Regions from separate parts of the Mus musculus genome. Here region 1 is linked to region 2. Evidence: chromatin loops called from intact Hi-C (ENCODE). Cell type or tissue: left cerebral cortex. All regions are shown on one strand. Links, peaks and the distances in the headings refer to the core of each region. The heading gives the core; the rest is flanking DNA. Region 1 has its middle 120 kb from the start of Gcnt1. Region 2 overlaps Prune2 (prune homolog 2).

Region 1 (11,734 bases), core at 1,894-9,893, 100 kb before region 2:
CTAGTTCCTGTCAAGTCAACAAAAACAAAACAAAATAAACAAAATAAGCAAACAAAACCTAAAACCAAACCAAAACAAAACAAAATCCCAAAAACCAAAACTAGCCAGCATAGAACTTCAGGCTGTGCCTTTTGCATACAAAAGGATTCAATAGAGGGAACTTCATTATCATGTTAATTGAATATGGCCTGTTTAGGATATCTGCCATTGCTTCATTTCAGTTTGGTGAAGGAACTTGACATGAGTGACTCCATTTTGATTTTCAGTCTGGTCCTACTGAGTCCTGTGTAGGAGCTTAGTCCAGGACAGTATCTCACAACTCTGCTGGCATCCATGAAGATATACAAGAGACACTTGGCCTACTCCCTTTGTCTATCAGACCTCTGAAACGATGGATCCCAAGAAACTGGAAAGTCTGCAGCAATTTCATGCCTGGGAAGGGAAAGACTGAAGCCAAAGGAGAAGCTCGTCTCTCGGGAAGGGATTTCACAACTCTCCAGGAAGGAGAGACTAGAGCTGAGGCCATGAAGATGGCTTGCCCGAACCTTGGCCAGGATTGTTTACATATGCACAATTGTTGCCTTCCATTTAAATCTAATGCTCACTTCAGGATCTGGGGACTATGTGGGGAGGGAGAGAGTCTTTGGACTTCTTTGTTCCTTTACCCAGTATGAATTAGGACTGGGGAGCAGGCAGGCTTTGAGGATTCAAAGGCCCACGCCATTCCCAGTTAACTCTTACTGCCTTGTGCTCAGGGATCAAGATGTGAGCTCTCAGCTTCTGCCCCAGTGTTATGGCTGTCTGCTGCCTTGCTTCTCCCCATGATGCTCATGTACTCTGACCCTCTGTAACTGTCAGGCTCCAATGAACACTTTCTTCTATAAGTTGCTTTCATTATGGTGTCTTATCACAGCAACAGAAAAGTAAGACAGTGACCAAGCTTGTTAGGGATTCCACAGCCCAGGCTCTGACCCTAACAATTCAGACAACACTGCAATGGGATAACAAGGAAAACTTAGCTAAGGACTATAAGTATGCTAGGCATACTCATATGCATGCTTATAAGTACATAAGCATATTTGTAAGCACTTATAGTGAAATACATGAAAAAAAAACTATTACCAAAGTATTAAGCAAAACACACATTAAGAGAGACAGTTATTTTAGATTGTTTCTCTCTCTCTCTCTCTCTCTCTCTCTCTCTCTCTCTGTGTGTGTGTGTGTATGTGTGTGTGTGTGTGTATGTGTGTGTGTGTGTGTGTTTATGTGAGTGTGTGTGTGTGTGTGTGTGTGTGTGTGTGTGTGTGCGCGCGCGCGCAGGTATACTTGTCATGGCACAGGTATGGAGGTCACAGGACAACTTTTATGAAGCTGGTTCTCGCTTCCAGCTTCCTGTGGGTTGTGGGGACTGATCTTAAGTTGCCAGGCTTTAGAGAGAAGCCCATTTATCCACTGAGCCATCTCACTAAGCCTAGATTCATTTGTTGTACTATGACTAAAGTTTTCCTTTAAATAAAAATGATACACTAATATAATCCCCAAATCTCATATTTCTGTGTTTCAGGACATCTTCAACCGATAACAAAAACCTTGAGTACCTACCATGATGGGCTGTAGGCAGTGGCGTGCTTGCAATGAAGGCTCAAGGCTCTGGGCTCCACTCCAACACTGATTACGGTTCTAGATAATCAACCTGTCACTCTTACAATTTTAGAAAGACTGAAGTCTGGAAAGATTAATTTCTGCTTTTAATAATTTATTTCCTACACCACACACCCGCCACTTGCTTTTTAGCGAGGCTTGCAGTTTCTTGCTGAAATCTAGACACTACAACCTCACGAAAAGAAACTTCTAAATAGGCCTTTTGTGTGAAGGTTTGTTTGTCTGGCTGAACTTCAGGCTCTGAGTGTACTGTTTGCTGTCATGGTAAGTATTAGAAACCAAGGTTTCATGTGGCATTCTTGTTGTGGCCTCTCTATTGCCTCTGAGCTGCCCTAGAGACTGCTTAAACGTTCTCCGGGGACTTAATTAAGGAGTTCTCTAGGGTTCACGCCCAGCCATTACTCGGCTGCCCAGTAGATGCGGTGACCTGTGTGGTGTTTCTGTGCTCGGGCAGTAAGCATGCACTGTGGAGCTGAGTCTTCACCAGTGCCCTTCACTCTTTTTTGTTCTGTTTTTCCACCTCAGGTGAGACTGGAAGTGTTAAAGAAATTATTTAATTCCCAGCCCATGGTTTCTACCCCACCTTTGAGTTCCCTGATGAAAGACGCATGCACAGCCTTTATATTTATTTACAATATGCCTTAAACAGCACAAGAGCTGGGCAGCTGCCTACCCCTCATGCTGTTAGAATCTACTTCCCTACGCATAACCCCGAGCTATTACTTACTATTTATTATGTTTCATCTGGGCTGCTCTTAGCTCCAATTGGGCAGCCCTCAGGGCCACGTTCTCTTGACTCTTAACCCATGGCCACTTCTCCTTCTCTTCTCCTGCACCTCCTTTTCCTTGTGGTCCTCTCTGACGGCAAGCTGGGAAATCTAAACCCCACCTCGGTATCTTCTGTGAGCTATTGGCTATTGGCATCTTTATTCACCAATCAGGACTAACTTGGGGGCAGGGTCACAGGGGCTAAGTGCAGAGTCTAGGTCTTAGGGCACACACATAGCATTACAATAGACAGTAAAAGGCAAAAACCTCAACACGGAAGGCAGTTGCTGTCTTTCCCCCTTCCACTTAGTTAGGCACTGTGTTCTCTTGAGGGCAGGCCTCACTGAAGAACAGAATATTCTGGTCATATTGTAAAATGGCAGCTGGGTATGAACTATAGTTCCAGCACTTGAAGGCTGTAACAGGAGAATAAAAAGTTCAAGGTCAGCCTGAATTGTACAGCAAATTATGAATCAATGAATAAATGAATGAATGAAGTCAAATGGCTCTGTTTCTTGCTGAAAGCATTTCCTTAGACCTTCACTGTGAGAAAATACTAGGACCACTGAAAGAACATCTTTACAATCACACCCAAGTTTATTAGTTTGTTCTGCAGTGCTGAGAATGAACCCAGAGCCTTGCAAATGCTACTCAGGCTTCTACTACTGAACTAGATCTCTGACACCATTAACTGTCTTTTTAGCAGGAGAAAGAACACGCACAATTTATTATGTGCCTCATGTATGAGGATATTAAGCTCACAGAGAGCAAAATTTTCTGGCCCCTGGGGTCCTGGGGCAAGCAGGGTTGGTCCAGCCTGAGAAAGCAGAGTCGGGTGTGGTTATCAGCACAGGGGTGTGTCATGGTGCAGATCAAGTCTCCCAGGAAGCAGCCACCTGTTGTCACCATCTCTGCCTGGTCCAGACCTGTGATGTCCTCTTCCTGTGGAAAGACCCCTCTGTGCTGTGCAGGCAGGTGGCTTAATTTCATCCCCGATTATCACTCCTCAGAACACAGGCTGTGGGATGCATCCTAAATACAGACTCCCAAAAGCGAAGACAGAAGCTGGCAAATTTGTAGGCTTGATTCCTGGGGACTTGAATCATCTAAGAAAACCGATACTCTGGACAGCCGTGTACAGGCTTCTCAGTCTTCTCTCTTCTGCTGGAAAAGCCTGAAATCCATCTTCGTATGTTTCCCCAAGTTTTAACTCAGTGATCTGCCCTGAGCCTCTGGCAGGCAGCCAGATCAAAGCAGTGCATCTTTTCCTAACTGGTATTGGTTCCTCTGGATGATTCTCCTCTCGAGATATTGCTTTGTTCTTTCTATCTCTCTCTGTCATCCACTGTCTCTTCAAGTCAGTGGCAGATAGGATGATTGACTTTCAGGTTTTTTTTACTTTTTTATTAGATATTTTCTTTATTTACATATCAAATGTTACCCCCTATTCCTTGTTTCCCCTCTGAAAACCCCCTATCCCATCCCTCCTCCCTCTAAAGAGTGGCTTTCATTTTGTAAGCAGTCTTCTTGTTGATGAGCACAGGATAAATTCTTAAGTCTTAGGCTACACCAGAAAGGAGAAGGTTCCCTCCCCATTTACTTTGAATGTGACCTATTTAAGATGGATTTCAGAGAAAACCACTCACATATCCTCCTGCATTGGCCTCCTGAGTGATGAAGAACAATTGGGTACCCCCAGGCTGGGGTAGGCTTGAGTTAGAGAGACCAAGGGGCTGGTTAGGGACCATACCAGCTGCCTTTATTTTTTTCTTTTCTTTTCTTCTTCTTCTTCTTTTTTTTTTTTTTTTTTTTTGAGCGTTAAAATTATTTTATTGTACGATGTATAATGCAAAATGGATTTTTTATTAGATATTTTCTTTATTTACATTTCAAATGGTATTCCGTTTCCTGGTTTCCCCTCCAAAAATCCCTCCTCCCATCTCCCCTCTCCCTACTCACCAACCCACCCACTCCCACTTCCCTGCCTTGGGATTCCCCTACACCGGGGCATCAAGCCTTCTCAGGTCCAAGGGCCTTTTCTCCCACTGATGTCCCACTAGGTCATCCTCTGCTACATATGCAGTTGGGACCATGGGTATGAAAGACACACCTGGAGATGTGTACTCTTTGGTTGATGGTTGATCCCCCAGGGAGCTCTGGGGGATCTCGTTGGTTCATATTGTTGTTCCTCCTATGGGGCTGCAAGGTCCTTCAGCTCCTTCGGTCCTTTCTCTAGCTCCGCCATTGGGGACCTTGTGCTCAGTCCAATGGTTGGCTGAGAGCATCCACCTCTGAATATGTCAGGCACTGGCAAAGCCTCTCAGGAGACAGCTATATCAGGCTCCTGTCAGCAAGCACTTGTTGGCATCCACAATAGTATCTGGGTTTGGTGACTGTACATGGGATGCATCCCAGGTGGGGCAGTCTCTGGATGGTCTTTCCTTCAGTCTCTGCTCCACACTTTGTCTCTGTACCTCCTCCCATGGGTATTTTGTTCCCTCTTCTAAGAAGGACTGAAGTATCCATACTTTGATCTTCTTTCTTCTTGAACTTCATTTGGTCTGTGATTTGTATCTTCATTTTTCCTTCTGAGCCTCAGGTTCTGTTCAAGGACAGGGACAATTGTCAACCAGCTTAGAAATCACTGGCGACTCTTTAAAGGAGCAGAATGTAGGATGACTGACAGGAGAAGGTAATGTCCCTATGTGGGGAGCAGATAAAGGCCTGCGTATTGTTGATGTGCACGTGGCCATGTCAAGGTCCCCAATACCTCAGACCCATGAGAATGGCAAAGCCTTCCCTGGGCTAGGCTCAGGCTCAGGGGTGTGGCAAGATCTTTCCCTGGTCTGAGGATGAATGTATGGTTGATACTTTTATCAACCATAGCTTTCTTCTTCCTGATGACTGTAGCCCAAGACTACTGTTCTACAAACCCCACCCACACACACACCAGGATTAGCAAACCATCCCTTCATTCAGCTGTATGTAATAAACTCACTGAGTTTCTGGGTTGCTAGTGCAGCTCCTTCAGAGTATATGGGATACCAGAGCCCAGATTTTCTGTAGGTGTGTCTTTCGTTTTCTCACTGCCTGTAGCCCCAGTCAGGCCAATTCCCAAACCCTGCAGGTCACAGCAACTCTGTCAGTGATTCCTAATCTATCTACTTACTATTGTAGGTAATTTTGGTTTATCACTGGATAATTCATCCAACTATTTATTGTTTCTTATTCCCGGCTAGAAGAAATTTTCCAAAGGTGGGGGTGGGGGTAGGTAATCCTGATTTCTTTTCAAGTTTATCTGGTGCTGCAAAACAAATTATTCTAAATCTTCATGGATAATACAATAAATGTTTATTATTTCAGTGTCTGAGTCAGGCATCAGCTGCATAGCTGGCTCCATCTCTTAGTCAGCTGAACTCAAAGCTTGGCCAAGGGTGCAGATACCATTAGGCCTATCTTGGGGAGCATCCATCTCTGTCCAGATTCACTCATTTGGTTTTGGCAAGCCTCCTGTTTTCTCTGGCTATTCTAGATAGCAATCCCTTGCCACACAGGATTCTCTGTGGGGGTGTTCTTAATATGGAAGGTGGCATCTCTCAGGGGGTGGTGTGTGTTTGGGGGGGAGAACAAAGAAGATAAAAGTCACCATTGCTTCGTAAGCTAATTTTGGAAGTGGCATTTTATCACATTTGCTGTGTTCTGTTTGCTAGAATGAATCACTAAGTCCAGCCCACTCGCAGGAAAGAAATGCACAAGGACATGAATGCCAAGAGGCAGAGACCATTCAGATTCTCATTAAGGTTGCCAATCACAGGTTGGTGATTAGTGCTTCTTAGCTCAAAACAAAGGTTCCAGGTATTGGTTATGAAACTGTAGTGACGCTCTTGTATGGGAGGTAGACTTAGCTGGCTGTCCTGAAAAGCAAGAAAGGTAGATTCTGGTGATAGTGGTAAATGAGCTAAGAGAGGTGATGCCCGAGTTAGTAGTGGCTCCAGGGGATCCAGGAAACCCACAAGCATTGGTTTCCTGTGCGGAAGCGTCCTCCAGGGCAGCAGGATTTCTGATGAAATGAGTTTGCAGGCCTGCTTGGGGTTGTTACACGTCTAACACTGTAGCATCTGGAGCTGTCTAGAGTTGTGAGGTCTCTTAAATGATACACACACACACAACACACACACACACACACACACACACACACACACACACACACACACACACAAAGCAAAGCAAAACAAAACAAAACAAAAAACAAAAGAAACCTCTGGAACCACCTGCCTTTGGTTGAGCATGGTTTTGGACAATGAGCTTCACAGACATGATTTTGTTTTACCAAGAATCACACAAGTTTCCCAAGTGATTTTTGGTGGATTTTGCCATTGAAGGGTAAAAGATGGCTTGATAGATGCTAGTTTTGGGAGTGTTACAATCCTTACAAATGGGTATAACTTAGTCCACCAATTGTTGATTGAGGTGGGAGGGCCCAGCCTACTGTGAGCAGTGTCACCCCTGGGCAGGTAATGGTCATGAAAGGTAGAAAGGTAGCTGAGTATGAGCCTATGAGCAAGCCCATAAACTGTGTTCCTCTGTAGTTTCTGCTTCTGCTCCTGCCTCCAGGTTCCTGACTTGGGTTCCTGCCCTGACTTCCCTTAGTGACAGAGTGTGACCTGGAAATTTACTATGCACTAAACCTTTGTTTGCTCAGGCTAGTTTTGGTTAATTCTATATCACAACAACAGAAAACAATACCTACCAACTTCATGCTTTCTTTTTTATATGTAACCCATTTTTAAGAACAAAATTTAAGGAGTCCAATTAGTGCTGTAGATATGGTCGTGGGGCTATCCACTGGAGCGAGGGAGGGCCTATCTTAAAATTAGCACCTTTGATTCTTAGGTTCCAAAATGTGAACTAAGAGTTGGGAGAGCATCTACTCCCAAACCACAGCAGGAGGTTAGAACAAAAGGCAATTTTTGTTTTGTTTTGGTTTTGAGCTTGACTCTTATGTATTTCAGGCTGGTTTTGAACTTGCTATGTAGCCAGAGATGACCTTGAACTTCCTGATCCACTTCTCCTCCTCTACCTTATGAGGTCTTGAATTATACCAGATATACTGAACTCAGAGAAATTATGTATTCCTGTCTTGGCATCGGTCATATTTATTATTTATGTGTAGGAGAACATGTAAGTATAATTGTGGCAAGCCTACCTGGCACACTGATCTTCTAAATAAGAAGAGTGGCGCACCATGCTCCTGAAATCAGAACACTCGCCACATCTCTTTTCATGTGCTTCTTCCACACAGAGACTCTGGTGGAATGAGCACTCACTGTCCAAGCTAATGTGCCAACCAATCAGAGCTGATAGGCGTTCACTGTATAAGTGGTTGATCATGGGCAACAAAGCTGATGCTGCTCTCTGGAACCATGTCTGGAGTGGCTCAGCTCTTCTTCGACCCATGGCATTGTGGTCTTATGGAGGAACATCCTAGTAACAACGGCACTTATGTAGTGTTTATAAGTTAAATTTTTATCAGATTTATTTATTTCTGAATGTGTACAGGCATGCTCATGTGTCAGGAGTTTGGAGAACAAGTTGCAGGAATTGGTTCTCTTCTTTCATCACCTGTGGACTTCAGGGATCAAATTCAGGTAGTCAAGCTTGGCACAAGAACCTCCTCCTGCTGAGCTATCTCACAAGCCTCTATAGCTCTTTATAAATAGGCATTGCTCATGCTTCCTGCAGGAGAGCACGTAGCCAAGAGGAGTGAAGCGTGCTTGTTGGACTAGTGTCAAAAGGAAACAGAAGCAGGAAGATCACCTCACACTGCAAGGAGCCTTTGGATTCTGTTTGATCGGCTTAAATACAACACAAAAAGAGCACATGGAATGTGATGGAGAAGTCAAGACATAGGGTGCAGTCAGGCTGCATGGGCAATTCAGGATTCACTTGTTTGCTTCTGTTCTTCTATGTCTATGCTTCTTCATGGTCAAGCTTCTAGGGGTGGTAGGATATCTTTAAGCAAGTTCAGACCTAAAAACTTCCAGAGGCAAGACACCCTGGAAACCGTCATAAAAATCTCCTGAATTATGATAGGTTCCAGTCGGGTGATTATCCAATTAACTAATTTTGAGGCAGGATTTCACTATGTAGCCCTTGCTGTCCTGAAACTCACTATGTACCTAGGCTGACCTCAAATTCACAACAATCTGCTTGACTCTGCCTCCTGAGTTCTGGGATTAAAATTGTGTGTCAACCATCTTTGAATCTATTGTCAGTGAATGGAATGACGTGTTTGGCCAGGCCTAAGATAGATTTCCATTTGAACAATAAAAGTGTTGTACTCCCTGCCTTCATTCTAGAATACCAACTACACCTGTTCACCACGGTAATTTCCCTAGAAATGAGTAAAGCTCGTTATGATTTCTACAAAAAGAAATAAAAACAGATACACAGTATCTATCTTCTGAAAGCTCACAGTTTTAAATGTGGCAAACAATTTAAACAACTTGCCGTCTAGGTTAGTAAGGCTTTTGTAAGAGGCTTCTCCACTCCCTGGCCAGCTGTCCTGGCAGATGTGATGTGGGACAGAGATGAGCCATTTCTCTCAACTCTTGCCTAAATTGCAGCCTAGCAGACACAGTGAATGACTGGGGTTGTCCCACGCCACTCAGATTTAGGGCCATGAAGAATGAATGGCCCAAGGGGCAGGGTCAGCATTCTGTAGAGAGCAGAACTGAGAGTGAACGTGTAGTGCATCAGGAATGACAAGAGTGGCTTCGAGAATGAAGCTGGGTGATCCAGCAATAGCTGTCTGCTGGCTGACAAAGCCAGGGACCCAGAAGGCTGTGACAGTGGATGTCTTAGCCAGCCCAATGTGGTTGGAGGGTCGCTAGAAAGCTTCTGGGCTTTAGTCTACAATGAAAAGCCAAAGCCTCTCAGATGCCAAATCTTTCAAGTTCAGACTCCATTTTAGAGAACCTGACCTAAGTTTGAACTCAGATAAACTAACAGGCTGGAACCTATCATTAGTTTCTAAGTTGCCCCCCCCCCCCCCCGAACAAAACCCAAGACTAGCTTCAGTCTCCAGGTTACACCCTCAACAAGACCAGTGTCTACAGGTTATTCCCCCAACAAACCTGCACCCCAAGGTTACAAGCCCAGCCCCTGCCTTATGATCACCAATACAGAGGGGAACAGAAGTTAAGTTTATGATATGACTCCCAGCACCAGCCAATTATGTTAAAGACCACGGTAGCTTTCCAGTTAGATGTACTCCCTGCTTGCTACTTACTATAAAGCCTTGCCACGATAGACATTTGGGGCTCTCCCACCACCCAAACTGTCCTGTGTGATGGTGGTTCATTGAGGGGTTGGGGGATGAGCTAGCTCCAATAGAATAAAGACCCTGCTGTGAGTTGCATCAGATCGACTCCTGTCTGTTTTTTTTTTTTTTTGGGGGGGGGTTGGAGATCACTAACATTTCCCTGGCACAACAACTCTAGGTTCCAATGGAACTGAAGGATGGCCACAGAGGTAGCAGCCACAGGTTAGATTCATTCTCCATCAGGAAGTGAAGGCAGATAGATAGGAAAAGCACGCCTGCTTTCCCCTCATACCATCAGATGGGGAAAGGCTTCCTCGCCACATCTAATCCTCCCTGAAAATTCCCTCAAAGATCCACCCAGAAGCATTTCTCTCAGTTGATTCCAGACTCAACAAATTAAATTGACGACCCTAACTAACCATCACACAGGAGGGGTTGAATTTTTAAATAACAAATATATTTTAAAAAATAAAATTCTGTGCCTAATTTGGAAGGAAAATTAAAATTTTAAACATAGTAAGAATTTCTATTAGGTTTCTGTCACTTAACTCCTAAGTTCCTGAGTCTTTTCCTGGTCCCAGTCATCTTCTTCCTGACAGTTACAACAGCAGCAACTCCAGGACTCTCAGACCAGAGTACACAGAGAGAACAGGAGCAGAGGGAGAGTGGAAGTCAGGTCTGCATTATAAAGGTGGTTGGTATTAGCAAATGCTCAGTTTAGTGGCTATTTCTCTCTCTTGTTTTTTCAATTTTGTAAAATATTTATTATTTTATACAAGATCAGCACAACAGGAAAGAATGACAAGGTAAGATAGTGCTTTCTTTGTTGCTATCATTCTTTATTGTCAGACTCTTCACTATTGTACATATTAACTTACCCCGAGCAAGGTCCATGAAATGTGCACTGTTTAGCTATGAAACATTACTGAAATCCTTGATTTTATGTGTTTATATAACTCTTTTACTCTGTATTATGATAAAGTTTGATCATCAATCTTCAAAGCAAGGCAACATGCATTTTAGTATATTTAAGTTTGTGTATGTATATATGCATGCAATCTTTTCCAACAAACACAAACTCTTTCTCTAAGTGATTTTAAATTAAGCTGAGTTGCCACAGCCCCTTGTCAAAAAATATGTTACGGTGCAATTCCTAAGAGAGTAGCATTAGCTCATTCTTATATCTAAATATCTAAAGCTTTTATCTTTAAAATGACAATAGTCAGATTTTTTTTAAATGTCAACACATTTTCTTCAAATATTTCTTTTCTTTTCTTTTTTTTTTTTTTTTTTTTTTTACTTTTTAAAAATTAGGTATTTTCTTCATTACATTTCAAATGCTATCCCCAAAAGTCCCCCAAACCCTCCCCCTCCACTCCCCTACCCACCCACTCCTGCTTCTTGGCCCTGGCATTCCCCTGTACTGGGGCCTCTCTTCCCAATGATGGACAACTAAGCCATCTTTTGCTACATATGCAGCTAGAGGCACGAGCTCTGGGGGTACTGGTTAGTTCATATTGTTGTTCCACCTATAGGGTTGCAGACCCCTTTAGCTCCTTGGATACTTTCTCTAGCTCCTCCATTGGGGGCCCTGTGTTCTATCCAATAGCTGATATTAGCCCGAAAACTTAGAATACCCAAGATACAAGTTGCAAAACACATGAAACTCAAGAAGAACAAAGACCAAAGTGTGGTCACTTTGCCCCTTCTTAGAATTGGGAACAAAACACCCATGGAAAGAGTTACAGAGACAAACTTTGGAGCTGAGACGAAAAGATGGACCATCTAGAGACTGCCGCACCTGGGTATCCATCCCATAATCAGCCTCCAAATGCAGACAAGATTTTGCTGAAAGGACCCTGATATAGCTGTCTCTTGTGAGGCTATGCCAATGCCTGGCAAACACAGAAGTGGATGCTCACAGTCAGCTATTGGATGGTTATTTCTTTCTTGCCAGATCAGTAAATCTTTACTGATGTA
Region 2 (11,734 bases), core at 1,663-9,662:
CACGCCTTGATTAATTCCCTACTTTCCCAAGGGATACATCCACAAGCACACAGGACTGTTAACCTCATAAAGAGAATGGATTCATTTAGTCACTTCATTTTCATAGGTTTGTCTTCATGGTGTAAGGGTAGAAAGCTGTTTACAGAGAAACTGCTCATGCTTTTAAATGATGGTCACAGACTCACAGCACTAAATGGGACTTCGTGAGCCTGTCTTATACAGACCTCTCACTTTCTAGTTACCAGGTCCCCGGTGGTAGATAATAGTACTGAGGGTGCGGCTAAAAATATGGCTTAGAAAAGAATGTACTGCTCATACAGAGGACCCAGGTCTAGTTCCCAGCACGTCTTCAATGAGAAATAAAGGTAACAGCCAAAGTTCAGTGCACACTCACCAAGCTACTGAGAAGTAAGCTCATGCCAAAGTCAAACTGGAAAATATACAAACACTTATAACTCCAGTGTCAGAGGATCCGATGCCCTCTTCTGACCTCCACAGGCCCCTGCACACACATGGTACACTTATATACACTCAGGCACACACACACACACACACACACACACACACACAATTTATTTACTGTATTTAAAGTTAGGGATGGGAAATAAAATTAATAGCCAACCATCAGTTCACACTCACCAAGATAAGACAGAATCAAGCTTGAGCTAAAGTCAAACACTCAAATACACAAGGCATCATGAAAGGCTCATCACAGGGGATCTAGTCTCCGACTGCACAGTAATGCAGGAGGCTTGACTACCTCTGACTTAGACTAACACACAAAGAAAGCATCCTCATGGCCTGGAGAGGCATGGGGCTTGTCCTGACTTTTATCCGTCATCACTACCAGTTTTTCCTTACTTCAGTAACATCAACTGTCCATTCATCTGTCTTTCCTACCTCTCCTGTTCCCCACACTCCTGGGATCATATTATGGTACCTTTACTCCTGCTTTACTTTAGATAGGTTAGCGACTTCTAGAACTTCTCATTTCATCAACCTTTCTGAGATATTTCTGGGATGGGGGGGATGGGAAAATGCGATTGCTAACTGGTGACATTATGTCCCCTTGCTTCCTGAGTCTCTTGCTCATGGGTAATAGTGGCTTGAGAACTGGGACTCCCAAGCTGGATTTGGGTAACACGAAACTTTGCTTTTCAGAACAGGGTGGAAAGGATGTGTTTGGCTACTACATTTTAAACTAGAAGTGATTTGGGGAAAAAAATAAAATCTTATTTCATCGTATAGGATGAAAATATACCTGAATCATATGAACCAGCCTCCCATGAACCCTGACAGATGTGGCTTCTCCCTAATGCTCACTGATTGCCTCGCAGACTGTTCCAGGAAAACTTCAACAAACATTTGAATGTTGACAGCATACAGAAGTGTTAACTAGTCTGGGAGAGGGGAATTACAAAACTAACGGATCAGAAACATATCTGCTCTCTATGAATCTAAACATCAAGGAGACCAAAGAGAAAAGAGACAAATCCACACAGAACAGCACAGGAAGGGCTGGACACATTGGTGGTGATTTTGGAAACAGACAGACAGGAGTAACACCTAGAGGAGGTAGCAGGAGGGCAAAGCCCCAGCTGAGCTCTCCAGATGACAGCTGGCGGTTGATACTACTGGGAAGCAATAAAGAGCAATAAAACAGCCTTCGTATCCTCCTGTATCTCCCCCGGCCTCTATGCCAACCGTCAAGACTCACTCTGTTGTTACAACCTATGAGTCACTCTCTAGAACTTGCCATGGGCAGTGTTTGGTCTGATCCTGTGTTCCAGCTGGTAAGTCTAAGATGAGTCACACAATCATTGCCCAGGAGGGAATAACCAAAGGACAATCTCCCCTTGTTCTTCATACTCTTCCCTAGTACTACACCACAGTCTATATAGGAGTCTGCAGCAACCATATAGAGACCAAGGTACACTCTGGGTCCATGGCAGGCTGAAGACAGATCTGGATTTTCCTTTTCGGCTGGTGCCACTGCCTGAGTTGGAGTGATCTTGCTCTGAAGAGGAGCGGCACTTTCTTTAAGCAACTCACCAGAGCAGCAAACTCCGCACTGATCTGCTGCTGCCCCTATCTTAACTGCATATCCTTAAGCTCTCCATTCTTTGTAGTTGCAGTAAAACCACCTGGCCTGCGGGAAACCCATAAAGGTTGAGATAAGATGGCTCGCTGTCTCAGAAAAGCCTGCATCACTATCCCGCTATCCACCACACCCTGAACTCGAGAACTAACCCTCACTTCTCATTTTATGAATTCCTTCTTTATTATCCCCTGAACACAGGTTTATGAGAGAGAGAGAGAGAGAGAGAGAGAGAGAGAGAGAGAGAGAGAGAGAGAGAGACTGTTCAGTCCCTTTCAGGGTCATATTGTCAGCTCAGAAACTGACTGTGAACCTAACCAGTTAGCATTTTCCCCTGGTAAATAAAGTTGCCTTTGCCTTACATCTGACTTTGGTGGTCCTTTTCTCATTATCTGCATGCTTTATGACGCCAACATCCAACCTCAAGCTTGACAAGTCCCTGAGCAACAACCCATGGGTCCTTGCTGTCTTCCATTTCCAAGTCCTCCAACTGTCTTCCTGTCTGTGGCTCTGAAACTTTCTCCCTCCTTCTGATCCCAGGCTCAGGTCCAGTCCCATAATGTACAGTCAGATTTCCACCTGCTGCCATATTGAGTCCACTGTTACCACACCATCGAGGCAGCCCTAACTCAAAAACACTGGCTTTCCACAGTCGACATAATACATTTAATTCAAAGGGTTTTGTTGTTGTTGTTGTTGTTGTTGTTGAAATCTCAGGACTCAGCCATTTAGTCAATCTTTCCTAACTCTCCTAATTGTTCTACTGTCTACGTACAATCAAATTCTCTTAGTCTTCCATGTGTTGCTGAAGGCTCACTTGACTATACTTAGATTAGGGAATTCTTTTCACCAGAAACATTTTCCCTCCCAACCTGCCAACGCTACCCTATCCCTACCTCTAACCTATCCTTACCTCTACCCTATCCCTAACTCTACCCCCTCCCCATCTCTACCCTCTCCCTAACTCTATCCTATCCCCATCTCTACCCTATCCCTACCTCTACCCTATCCCTACCTCTAACCTATCCTTACCTCTACCCTATCCCTAACTCTACCCCCTCCCCATCTCTACCCTCTCCCTAACTCTATCCTATCCCCATCTCTACCCTATCCCTACCTCTACCCTATCCCTAGCTCTAACCTATCCTTACCTCTACCCTCTCCCTAACTCTATCCTATCCCCATCTCTACCCTATCCCTACCTCTACCCTATCCCTAGCTCTAACCTATCCTTACCTCTACCCTATCTCTAATTCTACCGTATCCCTAACTCTACCCTCTCCTCATCTCTACCCTATTCCTAACTCAACCCTATTCCTACCTCTACCCTATCCCTAGCTCCACCTCATCCCTTGTCCTCATTCTTGTCCTCTACCAGGAAGGAACTGGAGCAGCCCAATCTCTTACCTGAAAGCACCCAGAGTCCCTCTGTTGTCCCTCTTACTGAACTGCCTTCATTCTGTCCTTGCCAAGCCAGTTGTTTCACTTTCTCCTCCCAACGAGGGTGAGGAAAGAGAGTGAATCCTAATTAGCTTTGGATCACATGCAGCCCTTAGGGAAAGCATTCTGTTCATAATAAATATACCTGCGCTGAGAGTCTGGTTTCGTTCTCTAGATGTAAGCGCAAAGGTTGTAAACTAACTCGGAAGTGCCACCTTCCTCCTGAACTTAGTAGGTGTTTTGCTTTTCCCAGCACAGAGAAATTTAAATATATGGGGCTACATTTTGCTAAAAGCCCAAAGCCACTGAAGGTTGAAAAACTAAATGGAATGAAAAAAGAAATTCACCTAGATGCACCAACGAGAAAGTTAGCCCAACATCTGGTTAAAGGGAAGCCCGCGGGGCTTCAGGCTTTGTTTAGGTTCTAGAAGCCACCTTTGCATTACAAAGCGGCCCCCTGAGATGTCCCCAGAGTTGCTAGCTCCAGAAAATCAACAGACTCGCCTTCTTTTATTTGCCTTTGAGTAGAGGGCAAGGAGGTTCAAGCCATTGTAATGCACTTTCTACTATCCTATGAGAGTTTAATTTGTCAATAAGAGCAGTGGGCATTTTTTGTTGTTTTGTTTTAGAGGTGTGTAGATATTAAATTTCTCAACAATTGACATCCCACAGTCTATTTTCTTTACTATTTAAATTTAATTATCCTACATTTTTATGTTCTGGGCATATTACCAATTATAATGCCAGGAAAACTTTCATCACATGAAGACTTTGAGATGGCTTATTCTGAAGCAGCTCCCATCTTCCTCTGTGGGAGGCTGGGGGGGGGGGGGGCTTTGAGGAGGGGGAAAGGGTAGAGATGGGGATGGTGCTAGAGCCCTGGAGCTCTGGGGTGACTAGGCAGGGATGAGTGGTGGTGGTGGGGACTGGGGCTGGGGTGGGGCGGGGTGGGGCTGGGGTGGGGCTGGGTGGGGCTGGGTGGGGCTGGGGCTGGGGCTGAGGCTGGGGCTGGATGGGTGGGGTTGGGGTGAAGCTGGGGCTAGGGGCACTTTTCCTGGTTGGATATGGGTCTAAAAACTACTCACAAAATCAGTTACTGATACTAATCTGTAGAGAGTCGGGCAATTGGTGAAAGGATGCCCCTCTCCCTTAAAACATGGCCAGTGCTCTCTTTGCAGGGCAGTATCTGCCACCCATCACCTCTGCCGGGTAGAAATCGAGTGTTATCGTCTAAAGTGGCCAGGGGCACTTTATCGTTAATTGCTTACACAATTTACTTTTTCAGCGAAATACTGACATTTCATACATAAAATAGTGGTTCTGTCTCTTGATTCTGATAGGCCAGTGCGAACAGCAGAAGCCCATTTTTGAGAGTGACCTACTTCTGTAGCTTAGAAATCAGGTAGGTTGTAAATGTTCTAAGATTTATCAGAAAAATATTGAGAAGTGGGTGTTGTTATAGTAGCTTCGATAACTTTTAGAAACGCAAAATGTGAACTCCTCACTACTCCGGCAGCCTGCCCACACCATCCAGACATTACAGTCATCCTCTCTCGGCGGTCTCAACAGTTTTAACACGGTCACTTCCTCTAATTTATTGTCTGCATATTTATCCTAGACATAAATGAATAAAAATTGATTATAGCTATGCAGAGGTGTGTTAGATAATTGTCTGCAGCCAGGAAGGGGGCGAGAAATCGAAAGCTTGCCTGCTCCTTGGTTCTGAGCTGGTCAGCTGTCGGGTGTCAGGGGTGAGGGACCGGGCAGAATCCAGCCTCCTCTTGCCCCCTCCTCCCTCCTCCAACTTCCCAGCGGCAATAGACAGGCTTCAAGAAGGACTGTCTCCATTGCAATCTCTCCTCGCCCGGCCCAATCTTCCTAAAGTCTGACCAGGACCCACCTACCTTCTGAGGGTGACAGGAGGCTTGCTAGCGAGAGGAACAGAAAGATGCGCGGTTCTGGCGCTTCAGCATCTCCCTTCTGGAGCAGTTAACACCAAGTACAGATTCGCCTCCATTTTCTGGTCACGTGATCCCTGGCACATCTAAATAAGGCTGATCACCTGCCTCCTAGATCTCCTAGTGCACCAGCCTGCTGTGCCTGGCGCTGGAGCAGAAGCTGGGAAAGGCAGCGTTTGGGAATAGAAAATACTCCCGCGGGATTATGGAGTCACAAACACCCTCTTGATTTTTATGTCATTTTTACGAAAACCGCTGCCACTCCTTTCTCTGAATAAGGCTGCATTTGAATTTCTTCAACATACAAGTTTGAAAGAGATTCCGTTCCTAGAAACCTTTTAAACACACACACACACACACACACACACTACCTCTACAGCGTATCTACAAAAAAAGGTAATTGAGCATTTAATGAACAATGATTAAGATAATACAGAGAACCATAAAAAAACATAGAAAAAATAGTTCTAGAAAAAAAAAGTCAGAAAGTTCTAGAAAAGCCAGGATGCCCACCCAAGACTCATACAGCTCTAAGGTGCATGGTGGATTAAATATGCTGCAAACAGAGATTTGAGTTTGAATCTAACCTCACTTACTAGCTAGTTTGCAGGAGACTATGACAGCATGGCGCCTCAGCTCTCCAGCTCACAGACAGCAATAATAATGCTACTTTAAAACTGTAAGATAACCTATCCAGCGGGGCTGGGTTGAAATAGCTTTGCAGCAAATGTTCACTACTATTAATTCTAGAATTGCCAGCAGAGACTGGGGATGCCATTCTGCTAGAAAAGCATTTGCCTCATGTGTACAGTGGTCTTGGATTCAATCTTAATAAGCCAGGCATGGTGACGCATGCCTATAATCCCAGCATCCAGGTGGAAGCAGAAGGAACAGAATGCCAAGGTCATCTTTAGCACAATAGCAGTTGTGAAGTCAGCCTGTGATACACAAGGCCCTCTCCAAATGAATGAATGATTCAATGAGTAAGTAAATAAAGAAATATATATATAAATTACAAAATAGAAATGCCATCTGGAGTACCGATATAATTATGGCAAGTAAAGTATCAAAGGACATTTATATAATAGATGGGAACATAATCAGTTTCAGCCCAATTGTTATTTACTTATTTATTCATTTATTGAAAAACTGTCTTGCTGGGTTGAGGCTGGCCTCAAACTAATGGTGGTCCTCCTGTCTCTGGGGTTACAAATGTGAGTCACCATGCCCAAACTTTATACCAACTCTTAATTAGAGACACTTTTAAAACTCACATTTTGGGCACTGTGATTAAAATGCTTCCTGTTCTTGCAGAGGACCCAGATTCAGTTCCTACCACCCACACCAGGTGACTGACAACCACCTGTAACTTCAGCACCATGGCATCTAACACCCTCTTGAGCCTCCTCTGGGTACCAGCATGCAAATGGTACACATAAACTCATGCAGACACTGGTACACACACACATAAATAAATTAAATGTTTTTTAAAAACCTCAAAGCTTTTGTAAAGTTGTTCAAGCTTTAATTTTATGAATATCAATCTACATTATCAGATAAAAAATATGGATGGTCTAGGCTTCTTCCAACAGTTACATAGCAACAGCCACATACAGCCTGGCTTGCTATAAAAGGGACTGCGCTCTCTCTCTCTCTCTCTCTCTCTCTCTCTCTCTCTCTCTCTCTCTCTCCCTCTCCCTCCCCCTCCCCTCCCCCTCCCCCTCCCCCTCCCTCTCCCTCTCCCCTCCCTCCCTCTCTATGTGTTCTCAGCTGGCCTCTTCCTTTCTTTCCTCTCTTTCTGTCCCTCTCTGTTCCCTTTCTTTCCCACACTCCCTTCTCACCCCACTTCTCATGCCCTGAATAAATTTTATCATTTTATACTAGATCCATCGTCATATGGCTGGTACCTCAGCATGTGCCCACTAAGGCACCCCCTCCTGGTGCATCATGCCGCCTAACTAGAAAACATATCAATAATCATAAAAATCAACTTGAAAAATAACAAGAAATCCTAAGTGTTATACAACCTCCTTTTGTGGTGGAAGCAGCGGGGACTGTGTTAGAGTAGGGTGATGGGACAGTTTGGGGTCATCTCTAACTGATGTAATGCCAACATGAAAAAAATCTAAGTAGTCAGCAGAATGTGGTGCCGATGAAAAGGTATTAGCTTCTTCTTGATTGAAGAAGGCATTTAGTGTCTTCCTCCTGACTCAGGGACACCAAGTAAAGGAAAAGGGACACATTTTTATATCTTTATATCTTTAACTAACGTCTACACAATTCATTAGAATTGCCAGGCATGGTGGCACATACCTTCCTCTCAGCACTTAGAAGTCAGAGACAAGCAGAGCTCCCAACTAACCAGGATTCTGTGTGAGACAGTCTCCAAACAAAACAAGACAAACAAACAAGCAAAGTCAAGAGAATTATTAGTAGTTCTGAGAAACCCTTCTCGAGTAACTTATTCAGTGGTGGCAACACTGTGATTCCAAGGTCACTTCAGGTGGCAGAAGTTCAGCTAGAGAACAAGTGGATGCCCAGAGTCAGGATGAGCCACACTGTATTGAGAGAGAGAAGAGGGCTGTCAGGCTATCAAGCCTGGGGAATGTGCCTGTTCAGGGTGAAGGCTGAGAACGGTTTTCAATCATATCTGTTCTAAAACTCAGAAGTTGCTATGGAGACTGACTACATTTTTACCAATGGGGGCATAGCACAGAGGTTAAGAACACTTGTTGCTCTTGCAGAAGAGTTCGATTCCTAGCAACTTAGGGGCCTCATAACGGCCTGTAACTCCAGCTCCTGGGGAATGTGACACCCTCTTCTGGCTTCTGCTGGCACCTGTAATCATGTACAAATGTTTGTACAAACATACACACACATATCTAACACAATTAAAAATTTTTTAAATCTTTAAATTATGCCACAAGACTAATCACAAATATTTTAACATTCTTTAAAGATGCTGCATTAAAGGGGGATACAGGCCACTGCTGCTGACAATGCTGCCTTCTGTCTTATAGGATGTACCTAGATACCCAGGCTATAGCAAGATGGAGTAGTCCTAGCTTAGTGTTAGTACTTGAGCAAAGGTATTAATTTGTTTTTATATGGAGGCAGCTACTTTATTTGTTTGTTTGGTTTTTCGAGACAGGGTTTCTCTGTGTAGCCCTGGCTATCCTGTAACTCACTTTGTAGACCAGGCTGGCCTCGAATTCAGAAATCCGCCTGCCTCTGCCTCCCAAGTGCTGGGATTAAAGGCGTACGCCACCACGCCTGGCTTTTATTTATTTTTAAATAAATCACTACTTAAATGTAGTAAGTAACATCCTGGTTATTGTATTAGCAAAACGGACACAGTAGACATCACACTCTCCAGTAGAGTTGACATTATTTTCTCAGAACCTAATTGCTACTTTCTAATGGTTATTTAATGAATTGAGTTTCCAAAGGTAAAATTTGAAAGGTCTTTGGAGATTATGCATTTTCAACTGCTTCTTGAGTTGAGAGTATAAATGACGAATAAGTAGACTGTTCTTCTTCAACAAAGAAAAGGACACCCAGACAGAAGAGACTGTAAAAGCAATGAAGTAGACAACAATGACCAAAAGTGACTAAGAAAGGCCCCAATCAGGCATTTTTCTCAATAAGGTTCAATGAAATGAATAGAGAGACACTTTAAGAAAGTTAAAGGGCTCTAAAAACCTTGGAGGACCACCAGGAAATGAGCAACTTTGGTCTCAAATTACAAAAGAAAGGATTTTCTAAAAAACACAAAATTTTAAACAAAAAGGTACATACTATTCATGAACTAAGTGTAGTGTCTCTCTTTCAGCAAAGGGAATTAAATACATTTGAATTTTTTACACTGTCATTAAAAGCAAATTTTGATATCTGCGCATGGTGGCATATCCTTTTAATCCCTGCACTCAGGAGGCAGGGGCAGGAGGATCAGTCAAGTTCAAGGGCAGCTTGGTCTATATTACAAGCTCTAGGCCAGCCATGCTGTGTGTAATGAGACCTTGTCTCAGGAAAAGAAAGAAAGAGGGGGAGAGAGGAATAATTATGTTGGGCAACCGTTTTTGTTGTTGTTGTTGTTGTTGTTTGTGTTTTGTTCAATCAGGCAAACTTGCCAGGCACGTACTATCTGGCAGTCCCTATTCTAAGTATCATGGGTATTACACTTCATAAGAGAAACCAGATTTATGCTTTCTTGAAAGTTACAGTCTCACAGATGGAGACAGAAAATCAACAGATGAATGGGAGCTCTCTTCAGATGGGCAAGAAGAGGAAGAAAGCAAGCAAGTCAGTGGGACGGACATGCTCTGCACTCTGCATCTGGGGCTGGGGTGATGCTGTGGGATGTCACAGAATGCTTCACTTGTACTCCCTCTAAGATTGACACCCTCCTCAGTGTGTCAATCAACATGTCTCCAGACATTAGCAAATAGAAGGGGCAAAATCAGGGTGGTGGCACAGTCCTTTAATCCCAGCACTGGGAAGGCTGAGGCAGGCAGATTTCTGATGTCAGCCTTGTCTATAGAGGGAGTTTCAGGACAGCCAGGACTACACAGGGAGACTCTGACTCAAAAACCAAAACCAAAACCAGACAAACAAACAAACAAACAAACAAAAAATAGATGGGGCAAAAACCATTGCTGATTTGGGACCAATAGTAAGGAGTGGGCACCACTGAGACTGGCTGAGCTCCTTCAGGTAGCTACCCTTCTTCACACTCTTCTTCTTCTTCCTTAAATCCTTCTGGGTTTAGGCTGCCACTCCCCTCATCAGAGCCAGGGCACGCACCAACAGCTACACTACTACTGTACTGGACCACTGTACTATTCACTGTGGGCACCTCACACTCTGCCACCAGCTTCATAACTGTGACAGAATTAAATCTCCCTCGAATTTTCCTAATTTGAAAGTATAATCTATCTTTTTGGCTGTGGTCTAAAATACCAAGACACCCTGCTTTAGAAGGTCATGCTGGCGGGGCCGATGGGTAAAGGAACTTGTTGCCAAATACACCAACCTGAGTTTGACCCCCAGGGCCCAAACAGTGGAAGGAGAGAATCAACTCCCCAAAGCTGTGCATCCTGCATTGTGGCATGCAGGAGTGGGGTGCAAACACAGGCAAGCAGGCAGATACAAACACAAACGTATCTTCGGAAGAAAGCCCAGTTGTCTCATTGTCTTCAATACCATTCTTTTCCATCAGCTTTTCTTCTGAAGGTAGCTCTGCCACTCACTCTCCATTTCAAACTCAGCCAGGAGTACACTGTGGCCTCTCACACAGGTTAGAAGCTGACAGCATAGACAGGCTCTTCAGTGCTGCCCCTCCCTCCGAGCAGCCGTGAGGAACCACCTCATTTTGCCACAAGAGCTGCCTCTTGTAAAGTTTTTAAGCATCTACAATCATTTGGAAAACTGAAAGGGAACGCAGAAGAACTTTGGCTTCCTTCTGTCCTCCGGCCCCCTTGAGCTAGAACCACACTGCCTCAGCAGGAAGCAGTCACTGAACCAGAAATAGCCCTCTCTTCTATGACGAGAAATCTGTGTTCAGGCTGAAAGAGCTGGGGATGGGGAGGTGGGGTGGTAAGACTGAGATGTCCAGCTTGAGGCTATGCCGGGGCCTAGCAAACACAGAAGTGGATGCTCACAGTCAGCTATTGGATGGATCACAGGGCCCCCAATGGAGGAGCTAGAGAAAGTACCCAAGGAGCTAAAGGGATCTGCAACCCTATAGGTGGAACAACATTATGAACTAACCAGTACTCCCCCGGAGCTCGTGTCTCTAGCTGCATATGTATCAGAAGATGGCCTAGTCGGCCATCAGTGGAAAGAGAGGCCCATTGGTCTTGCAAACTTTATATGCCTCAGTACAGGAGAACACCAGGGCCAAGTGGGAGTGGATGGGTAGGGGAGGGAGGGGGAGGGGAGGGGTACTTTGGGGATAGCATTGGAAATGTAAATGAAGAAAATACCTAATTAAAAAAAAAACTCACATCAGCACCCCAAAGTTGAAAAAAAAATTAAACGTATTACTTGTGGAAAAAAAAGACTGAGATGTCAGGAGTAAAAGCTGACTCAGCTACTTTCAACCTATCTCTCCGAACACTGAAACTCTTAAGCCTTTTGTGATTTTCAGTGGGAAATGCAGGAATCGAAACAAATGGATCAAACTACAGAAGTTTAAGAAAATATGCCTGTCAGTGGCAGAGCCATATTGACAAGCACA

What was found. Hi-C counts contacts between places; a loop is a spot of excess contacts. Peaks named below come from ENCODE experiments on the same cell type or tissue, not always from the same donor. Only the 100,000 strongest peaks of a DNase experiment are listed, where the experiment ranks them.
Region 1: a loop joins it to region 2, with 5 times the contacts of the local background. A loop is called at or near these places in 1 of 42 quality-filtered maps.

Annotation. Positions count from the first base shown.
Region 1 is chr19:17,235,087-17,246,820 of GRCm38, reverse strand. No RefSeq gene overlaps it. Among named protein-coding and RNA genes, the nearest start is that of Gcnt1, 120 kb to the left of the region's middle. In left cerebral cortex, for the core only: no CTCF peak of the experiment used is centred there; DNase peaks (open chromatin) are centred at 5,982, 6,127, 8,237, 9,096 and 1 more place.
Region 2 is chr19:17,130,600-17,142,333 of GRCm38, reverse strand. All of the region lies in intron 9 of Prune2 (prune homolog 2), which reads right to left. Among named protein-coding and RNA genes, the nearest start is that of Prune2, 180 kb to the right of the region's middle. In left cerebral cortex, for the core only: no CTCF peak of the experiment used is centred there; DNase peaks (open chromatin) are centred at 1,761, 4,847, 5,542 and 6,241; H3K4me3 peaks cover 1,478 bases; H3K27ac peaks cover 1,178 bases.